2 separate regions of the Homo sapiens genome follow, and region 2 is linked to region 1. Evidence: read pairs that join two places in POLR2A ChIA-PET (ENCODE). Cell type or tissue: endothelial cell of umbilical vein. All regions are shown on one strand. Region 1 overlaps RSL1D1 (ribosomal L1 domain containing 1). Region 2 overlaps GSPT1 (G1 to S phase transition 1).

Region 1 (5,000 bases):
GCACAGTGGGGTGATCGTGGCTCACTGGAGCCTCAACCTCTTGCGCTCACTTGATCCTTCCACCTCAGCCTCGTGAGGAGCTGGGAGCACAGATGCATGCCACCATGCCACACTAATTTTTTTTTTTCTTTTGTAGAGATGGGGTTTTACCAAGTTGCCCAGGCTAGTCTCAAACTCCTGGCCTCAAGCAATCCTCTCACCTTGGCTACCTAAAGTGCTGAACAACCACAGAGAAGCACTCTATTTTTCCCTCTATTACATTAGCAAATACACAGAAGGACAATTTAGAAACAGATTATACCCAGGAACATATGTCAGGATTACTTATGGAGGTTTTATTATTTTTATTTATTTTTGAGACTGAGTCTTGCTCTGTCATCAGGCTGGAGTGCAGTGGCTCACTGCAACCTCCGCCTCCCAGGTTCAAGCAATTCTCCTGCCTCAGCCTCCCTAGTAGCTGGGATTACAGGTGTCCACCACCATGCCCAATTAATTTTTGTATTTTTGGTACAGACAGGGTTTCACCATGTTGGCCAGGATGGTCTCGATCTCGTTGACCTTGTGATCCGCCTGCCTCGGCCTCCCAAAGTGCTGGGATTACAGGCGTGAGCCACCGCCCCTGGACTACTTATGGAGGTTTTAAAAAATCTTTTAAGTCCAGGCCTGACGTTTAGAGAAGGTTACAAAGGCGGCCAGGATCTGAGTATTTCCAAAAAGCTCTGGAGGCAGCATTGAGGTTTCCTTCCAGTTGAATCACTGACTTTAGGTCGACTGGGGTACTTTGGGTTTTTTGGGCCATTTTTTGGGGGTGTGGGAAGCTTTTCTCACAGATTTACTAGGAGTGGTGAAAAACTTGGCCTCTGGCTTTTTTGGAGTCTGTCTCGCATCTTTTTTCCCCAGCGAAGGACTTTTTTCCTTCACTGCCTCTTCTTTGATTTTTGGCTTCTTCTCTGGGCTTTTCCCTGGGGTCTCAGACTCTGCAGCTTTTGGGGTCTCAGATGCTGGCAAAGCCTTTCTTTTCTTCCCACGAGGTGTGCTGGGATTAGGACTCTTTGCTGGAGACTTCTTTCCTGTGGCATGTTTTTGAATCTAAGAAAAAAAAAAGTAAGTTTAATATAGAAAAAGCCACAAAACCTGACACTCTAACTCCAGGAGTTACTGTTTTTATTTGTATTTATTTATTTTTCAGACTGAGTTTCGCTCTTGCTGCCCATGCTAGAGTGCAATGGCACAATCTCAGTTCACTGCAACCTCTGCCTCCCGAGTAGCTGGTATTATAGGTGTGTGCCACCACGCCCGGCTCATTTTTTGTATTTTTAGTAGAAACAGGGTTTCACCATGTTAGCCAGGCTGGTCTCGAACTCCTGACCTCAGGTGATCCACCTGCCTCGGCCTCCCAAAGTGCTAGGATTACAGGCGTGAGCCACTGTGCCCGGCCAAGTTACTGTTTTTCAGCGCATGGCCAAGTTACTGTTTTTATTAGTTAACCCCCAAAAGGTACACCTCAGTATGATGACAGAAATAAGCTGTATTCCACTATTAAGAATGAGGTATAGGTGAGGTGGCTCATGCCTGTAATCCCAGCACTATGGAAGGCTGAGGCAGGTGGATTACTTGAGGCCAGGAGTTCAAGAGTAGCCTGGCCAACATGGCAAAACCCCATCTCTACTAAAAATACAAAAATTAGCCAGGCATGTTGGCACACACCTGTAATCCCAGCTACTCAGGAGGCTGAGGCACGAGAATTGCTTGGGCACGAAAGGTGGAGGTTGCTGTGAGCCGAGATCATGCCACTGCACTCCATCCTGGGCAACAAAGTGAGACCTTGTCTCAAAAAAAAAAAACAAAAAAAAACTGTGAAGACCCAGAGGTCTTCCTGGTCCAATCAGAGGAAAACCACCTTTCCCTATGACTGAGGGGAGGGAATCCTGGAAGCACCATGAGGAGCACAGCAGAGACACATGGGAGCAAATCCTGAGTCTTCCAAATGTAGCTGCACATCCCTGGCACATGGTGTAGGGCAAGGGTTCCCAGATTCTCTGTGTAAAAGCCAACTGGTGGCTGAGTGCGGTGGTTCATGCCTGTAATCCCAGCACTTTGGGAGGACAAGGCGGGCGGATCACCTGAGGCCAGGAGTTCAAGACCAGCCTGGCCAACATGGCAAAACCCCGTCTCTACCAAAAACACAAAAATTAGCTGGGCATGGTAGTGCGCGCCTGTAATCCCAGCTACTCGGGAGGCTGAGGAAGGAGAATTGCTTGAACCAGGGAGGCGGAGGTTGCAGTGAGCTGAGATCATGCCACTGCACTCTAGCCTGGGTGACAGAGTGAGACTCCATCTTCAAAAAAAAGCAAAGCAAAAAAAAAAAAAAAAGCCAACCGGTTGGGACTAGGTGTGGTGGCTCACACTTGTAATCCCAGCACTTTGGGAGGCCAAGGTGGGAAGACTGTTTTGACCCCCGGAGTGTAAGACCGGTCTGGGCAATATAGCAAGATCCCATCTAAAAAAAAAAAAAAAAAAAAGGTACAATAAATCATGATATGATAACCACCTTCACAGTTCTTTGGGTTCACTCTAGTATTTTTCATCATTTATTGCTCAGCACAGTACCTGCCTGACACAGTAGCCACTGAACCAATCCATTATGAACAGTAAATATTAAAACAATACCTCTACTTTTTCATTAGCTGGAGTCTTCTTTCCTATTGGTACCAGCTGTGGGATTTCGTCTTCGGATTCATTTGTTGCTTTAACTTGGGCTTTTCCTCTGCCACGTTTTTTCTTCCCATGCTCTGGGGTCTGTTCCTTCTTTGATTCAGGTTTCTTCACTGTAGTATCACCACTTTCAGGTGCCACATCATCTTTACTAAGAACTGATGCAGTCTTCCTAGCCTGCTGCCTCTTCTTCTTCCTCTCCTTTTGTTTTTCAAAATTTCTTTCTCTTCGTTTTCTCCTTGCCTCCTACCAAAAAACACCATACAAACATTTTAGCAGGAACAGTTCTGTTGGTTAACAAACGGCATAGATGTACCACGTGCAGTTTTGATTATCCATAAGCCCCTAAATGGACCTCGATCTATACAGAGAACAAACTCCCTAACCAGCACTGGAACCTCAACCGCAGTTTTTGACTCACAGCCAAACATGCATTTTATGCAGTAAATTATATACCGGCATTTCAGAATCTGACTATCTAAAGTATACAGTTAAGAGACTTTTGTGAAACACAGTATGGTTTAGAGTGTAAAGAATAATACTCAGCTGGGCGCGGTGGCTCACGCCTGTAATCACAGCACTCAGGGAGGCTGAGGCAGGAGGATCACTTGAGGTCAGGACTTCGAGATCAGCCTGGTAAACATGGTGAAACCCCATCTCTATTAAAACCACAAAAATTAGCTGGGCATGGTGATACGTGCCTGTAGTTCCAACTACTCAGGAGGGTGAGGCACAGAGAATCATTTGAACCTGGAAGGCGGGGGGTTGTAGTGAGCTGAGATCATGCCACTGCACTTCAGCCTGGGCGACAGAGTGAAACTCTGTCTCAAAAACAAAATTAAAAATTCATTGGACACAATTAACATGGCTAAAGAGAGAAACACTAGGAGATCAGTCTAACAAATAGCAAAAAATTAAATTTTCTCTCCTTCCGAAAGCTTCTTTTGCTAGAGTACGAGTAATACTGAAAACCTACAAACCAAGCTCAGGAGGTATCTGTGAGCATAACCTCCGACATCCAAATACGTGCACATTAGGTGAACTGGTGTGTTGAAGTTATCCCAGTCCCAGTCCCAACGAATGTAGGTGTATGAGTTTGTCCTGTGATGAAACAGCGCCTTTTCTAGGGTTGGCTCTTGCCTGTTACCCTTTTCCCTGAGCTATCAGGATTAAACTCCAGCCACCTACAACCGTGGATGGGAATAACTGGGTAAATAATTATGTCAATTCCTTTTATTACTGTTTCAAATGTATATATAGCTCACATTTATTTCAATGTTTAATATTTTAAATGTTTTGGTCTTTATTTAGAAGTATGGTGATGTTTCTATGACCGGAAATATGTGGTAGGAACTTAACTCAGGCCCCCTCAAAAGCCAGTTAATCCAGGCCAGGCATAGTAGCTCATGCCTGTAATCCCAGCACTTTGGGAGCCCAAGGCAGGCGGATCGCTTGAGCTCAAGAATTCAAGATCAGCCTGGGAAACAGGGCGACCATGTGTGTACAAAAAATAATTTAAAAATTAGCTGGGCATGGTGAAGCATGCCTGCAGTGCCAGCTACTCGGGAGGCTGAAACAGGATTGCTTGAGCTCAGGAGGTCAAGGCTGCCGTGAGCCTTGATCACGTCACTGTGCTCCAGCCTGGGGGACAGAGTGAGACCCTGTCTCTCTAAAAAAACCCAGCAAGCACTGGATCTAACAAAAATAAAAAAAAAATCCAATTTATCAATAAATACAAGATATTTCTATCTTAATGCGCATTACTAACATCAACTACCTCATGTAAAGTGACAAAAGCATACCCATTTTACCTCATGTAAAGTGACAAAAGCACAACCACCACAAAACCAGAAGATAACTGAAAAGTCGGGCAGCGATGATGGTCTACTTCTCTCCTAGTGACTGAATTTACACCCTTCATTATTCATTCTGTAAGTATTTAAAATTCTACTAACTTTTTTCTTCTTATTAAGCAAAGATCTTTTGGTGGCTTCATCCCAATTGCTGACAAACGAGGAAAAGATGGGAAGTGCAGCCGATTTCTCAGTTTTCACAAACAGGAGTTTCACGCTCTCCCACTTCTGAAACAAAGAAAAGAGTAACATCGTCTACATATACTTTGTTTCTTTTAAATGAACAATCAATTGATGCACCTGTAATACTGTACCTCTGGCAATTTTTCTGAAAGTCCTTTGGTGACAGCAACAATGTTTTCAATGATGTGCTCAATTTGCATTCCAACGTGACCAATACGTATAGCACTGAAATTTAATATAGTATTAGAC
Region 2 (5,000 bases), 57 kb after region 1:
TTATTCCCATGTATGTTATATGCAAAGGAGACCAAGTTTCCCATAATCTAGAGTTCTGTGTTCATTTTTTATTTTTAAAAAATGTAAAAAGCTTTCAGAAACACATTTAACACTAGTAATAATCACATTACAAAAACTACTACTTTTAAAAAAATTAAAGTAGAGACAGAGTCTCATTGTCTTGCCCAGGCTGGTTTCAAACTCCAGACCTCAAGTCCAGTGATCCTCCCACCTTAGCCTCTCAAAATGCTGGGATTATAGGTGTGTTCCACCACACCAGGCCAAAAATCACTTCTTAACATCAGTATTGTGTCCCAGTAATTTTATTTTTAATTTTTCTTTGGGGGACCTGTTTTATCTCCTTTGTGTGACTGTATGAAGGTTTACAATGCCTAAAATTCATTACATCAATTTAACTCTGTTATTTAACAAAAGATACAGACTTACATTATTTGTCCTCCAATGGTTGACTTGCCAGCATCTAAAAGTAACATCAACATGCAAACCATAGGTTAAAACCAAAAACCAATGGCTAAATATGCAAACAACAGCACCCTTTAACATACATAATTAAATCTTCCATATGAATTTGGGGCATAAATCCTAGTTCATTACCCTTCTCCTTTTGAAAATGAGCCTCAAGGCTGGGCTCGGTGGCTCACGCCTGTAATTCCAGCACTTTGGGAGGCCAGCGAGGGCGGATGACCTCAGGTCAGGAGTTCGAGACCAGCCTGGCCAACATGGTGAAACCCCGTTTCTACTAAAAATACAAAAATTAGCTAGGCGTGGTGGCGGCCGCCTGTAATCCCAGCTACTTGGGAAGCTGAGGCAGGAGAATCGCGTGAACTCGGGAAGCAGAGGTTGCACTAAGCTGAAATCACGCCATTGCACTCCAGCCTGGGCGACAAGAGTGAAACTCCATCTCAAAAAAAAAAAAAAAAACCACTTAAAAACACTTTACTGATAAAGAATTTTTTAACAGATTACTCCGAAAGCACAGCGGCAACAGACTATAAATTCCCCAAGAGAAGTTTCCAAGAGCAAAAGCAGCTGAAGAACTGTGAACTAGATTCAGGTGCTTTTCCTTTCACTTACAGCAAATGAGGTATGTGCTCCTTTACACCTTTTTTTCCCCACGAGACGGAATCTTGCTCCGTTGCCCAGAGCTGGAGTGCAGTGGTGCGATCTCACCTCACTGCAACCTCCACCTTCTGGGTTCAAGCAATTCTCCTGCCTCAGCCTCCGGAGTAGCTGGGATTACAGGCTCATGCCACCACACCTGGCTAATTTTTGTATTTTTAGTAGAGACGGGGTTTCACCATGTTGGCCAGGCTGGTCTTGAACTCCTGACCTCGTGATGTGCCCGCCTTGGCCTCCCAAAGTGCTGGGATTACAGGCGCCAGCCACAGTGCCCAGCCGCTCCTTTACACTTTCAAAAGAGTTCTTGCTACTAAAAGAAGGGGTACAGTGTTTCATATCTGGGGGGAAGGCAGAGATAGCTGAAATGAAAGACACATAATTCTGTATTTTTTTTCTCACAATTCTGGGGATAGGCCAGATAATTAGAGAATATCTGAGTAAATTAAATAAATTTGTTCTTTTGTTTTTTGCTAAACCAGCAACCTGGCAAGCATCCAGAAGTTACTCCAAATTATTGATTTCCTGCTTCACACAAAATTATCTGGTAAGGTCAATCCCATTAAAATTAACAAGTTAACTGAGGTTCACATAAAAAAGGGCACATTTTCTAAGATACTGATATATAATACTATGCTGAACTACCATCAATGGTCAATAGACTAATTATATGTTACGTACAATATACTGAAGTTTTTCTTCCAGCATCTATGCCGTTACAGAATTATTCATTTGCCTAAACTTCAGGAAAAAAGTACTTGCAATTTTTTGCCAGCTAAAAAAAATCAGCAAGTTAAAAATCAAGACATTTTCAATTAATTTCCTTCAGTTTCACTAAACATCTCCAGGTAGCTAAAAAGGATGTTCTATGTTTTATGTATCCAGTAACTTTAATTGCTATGAGAGCAGCTTACCTACGTGCCCAATGAATACTACATTTACATGCTCTTTCTTAGGAGCACCTGGCGGTGCAACCACAGACTTAGGTTTTGGGATTTCCTCTTCCTCCTCCATCATTTCATGGGCACTTTCCTCTGGCGGCCTTCCATCTCCCAAGGAACCACCCCCTGGCTCTGCTTCACTTATTTCTTCTTTGTGCTCCCATGATTCTTCTGGAGACATTTCTGTCTCTCCATTTTCTACTGAAGAAAGACATTTTAACTTAGTATTCTGAAAAAGACTTACAATCTATACTTTAAAATACACTAGCTTTAAAACAACAAATGGAAGTTTGCATATGTAGTTCCATTTCCTAATGCCTAGTGACACATAAGCAGGAAAACCTCTTTCATAGCAGAAATGGGTGACAGCTTTCAAGGCAGACTCACTGCTGGTATCACATCAGAGGGCACTGACTCACAGGCTGAGATTGCTATTTTAGCAAAGCTTCATTTTCATAATGGCAAACAAAATGCAAACAAGAGTTCTAACATTCCCAACAGCCTAGTTATTCCAGTGTTGAGACACCCTGATAGTAAGAAAAAAAGGAAAGTTTAAAATCGTGACACACGAGAAATATGAAAGGATTTAGGAAATATTTTCTTTTTCCTCTTAAACTAATAAAACTTTGGCATCAACTTTAATCACGCTGAGAACGTGAAACCCTTAAGAATAAAGTTATAAAAAGGAAGAACATTTTTCACCAAGAAAACAGAACGTGTGGCCGAGCATGGTGGCTCACACCTGTAATCCCAGCACTTTCGGAGGCCGAGGTGGGTGGATCACGAGGTCAGGAGTTCGAGACCATCCTGATCAACATGGTGAAACCCCGCCTCTACTAAAAATACAAAAATTTGCCAGTTGTGGTGGTGTGCGCCTGTAATCCCAGCTACTCAAGAAGCTGAGGCAGGAGAAGCGCTTGAACCTGGGAGGCGGAGGTTGCAGTGACCCAAGATTGCACCACTACACTCCAGCCTGGGCGACAGAGCAAGACTCCGTCTCAAAAAAAGAAAACAGAACAGGTACAGGTATTTAAATTGACTTGACCATTCCTCCACTCAATTTTATTTGCAATCATTAAGTTTATCAAGGCAGTGTTAGTGCCTAGTTTGTTCTACTTTCTAAATACTAATAGCAAAGACTCAATGTGTCTTAAATGTAGGCATTACAATAATCGTAACTTACATAATGCACCTTAAATCTTGAGAGTGAAAGAGTTTCATATTACTGTATTAATATGGTCAGAAATTTTCTTACCAATAGGTTCTGAAAGTTCCATGCTAACAGCTGAATTTGAACCTAGACAAGAGATTGAAATATAATATATATTTACCAAACAGTATCTAGCTTTACACACCATATAGACAACCTAATGTTTTCTCAAGTAGACTTTCAAAGAGTACATCATTACCTTCACACAATGACTGTTCCTCTTGAGAGGATTCCACAGGTGCTGTTTAACAGAAAGAAGTTCTATTAAAAATTGATACTTATCCATCCATTTCACTTATCTTTTAATATGCAGTAAAAACAGAAGTTCAATAACACGACACAAGCCTCAATCAATAACCCCAGATCAATGGCAGCTAACTCAGGCCTTCAAGTTAGAAGTCTCTGCTTAACCTACTTTTCAAAATTCTACTAATTACAGCCAATTTTGAAACATTTTCAGTAGTTTCAATGTATTCATAAAAACATGCTTATTCTTTTGATTTGCTTTATAAACCTTTTCTTCACAGATACTGTCAAAGTAATTTGCAGCTCAGCACAGATCAAATTAGAGATGTGCTCAACAAATACACATCTACTTCCCGTGATTCTCTCTAGGTAACCCAGCCCAAGAAAGCTGTGATTAGCCCTTTTTTTTTTTTTTTTTTTTTGAGACTGAGTTTCACTCTTGTTGCCCAGGCTGGAGTTGGAGTGCAATGGCACGATCTTGGCTTACCGCAACCTCCATCTCCCCGGTTCAAGCGATTCTCCTGCCTCAGCCTCCTGAGTACCTGGGATCACAGGTGCATGCCACCATGCCCGGCTAATTTTGTATTTTTAGTAGAGATGGGGTTTCGCCACGTTGGTCAGGCTGGTTTTGAACTACGACCTCAGGTGTTCTGCCCACCTCGGCCTCCCAAAGTGCTGGGATTACAGGCTTGAGCCACCGCATCCAGCCTGTGATTAGCCCTTTTTAATATTCCATACTCATGTTATCAAAATCCCTGAATAAATTAGATACCTATAAGATAAATGACATGTGTATAAAGTCCTGAAACATATATAAGCCATTAAAAATATCTGCAGAAAAGGTGATTCCAATGATGCCAGTTTTTTCCTATACTAGAACTCTAAAACCAAGCAACAATCCAGTTTCCAGTTGCCACACTGCAAATTTACTTATGACATTACTGGAAGAGATGTAGGAGAAATACATACTAATAACCAAATATCTAAGTCTGCTTTTTGGATTTTAGTTTGTCAGATACAGACAAACCTAAATTATACTCCAATATGAACGTGCCCCTGCTTTAAAGAATCTCCACGACAGAAAACGATACTAAAGAATTAAATCATATGAATCATGCACAGCAAGTATGAAAAAATAATGAATTTGTAACCTGTAAAATCATTGCCCGGAAAGGATCAATACCTGTAAGAGTCAAGAGAAAGTGTTTTGGGCCCAACCTTCAATAGCATCAAATGTTGAGTAAAGTAATTTCCTGTCCCTGATAGGTAAAGGACAACCAAATTGTTTTCTTTTTTTTTTTAAGTGACAGGCTCAGACTGTCACTTAGGAAGATCTTTTTCTTGCAGCTTAAACTACATGAACTAGAGTGGGCAAGACCCCACAGGCAGGAAGACCCACATCACCACTGCAAGAAAGCATGCCATGGAGACAACCAAGCAATACAACTAGGAGGGGATGGGGGCTA

The links. ChIA-PET counts read pairs that join two places held together with the same protein. Peaks named below come from ENCODE experiments on the same cell type or tissue, not always from the same donor. Only the 100,000 strongest peaks of a DNase experiment are listed, where the experiment ranks them.
Region 2: POLR2A ChIA-PET joins it to region 1 with 5 read pairs; 6 of 35 experiments call an interaction of 5 or more read pairs at or near these places.

What each region holds. Positions count from the first base shown.
Region 1 is chr16:11,837,025-11,842,024 of GRCh38, forward strand. RSL1D1 (ribosomal L1 domain containing 1) reads right to left here. Exons shown (of 9, transcript NM_015659.3): 6 at 4,883-4,976; 7 at 4,671-4,796; 8 at 2,671-2,961; 9 at 1-1,089. The coding sequence ends at 763. Among named protein-coding and RNA genes, the nearest start is that of BCAR4, 11 kb to the left of the region's middle. RefSeq lists a silencer at 1,413-1,598. In endothelial cell of umbilical vein, no CTCF peak of the experiment used is centred here; no DNase peak of the experiment used is centred here; H3K27ac peaks cover 227 bases.
Region 2 is chr16:11,894,507-11,899,506 of GRCh38, forward strand. GSPT1 (G1 to S phase transition 1) reads right to left here. Exons shown (of 15, transcript NM_002094.4): 2 at 3,488-3,529; 3 at 3,334-3,375; 4 at 2,052-2,279; 5 at 448-481. Among named protein-coding and RNA genes, the nearest start is that of GSPT1, 19 kb to the right of the region's middle. In endothelial cell of umbilical vein, no CTCF peak of the experiment used is centred here; a DNase peak (open chromatin) is centred at 2,465; H3K27ac peaks cover 1,037 bases.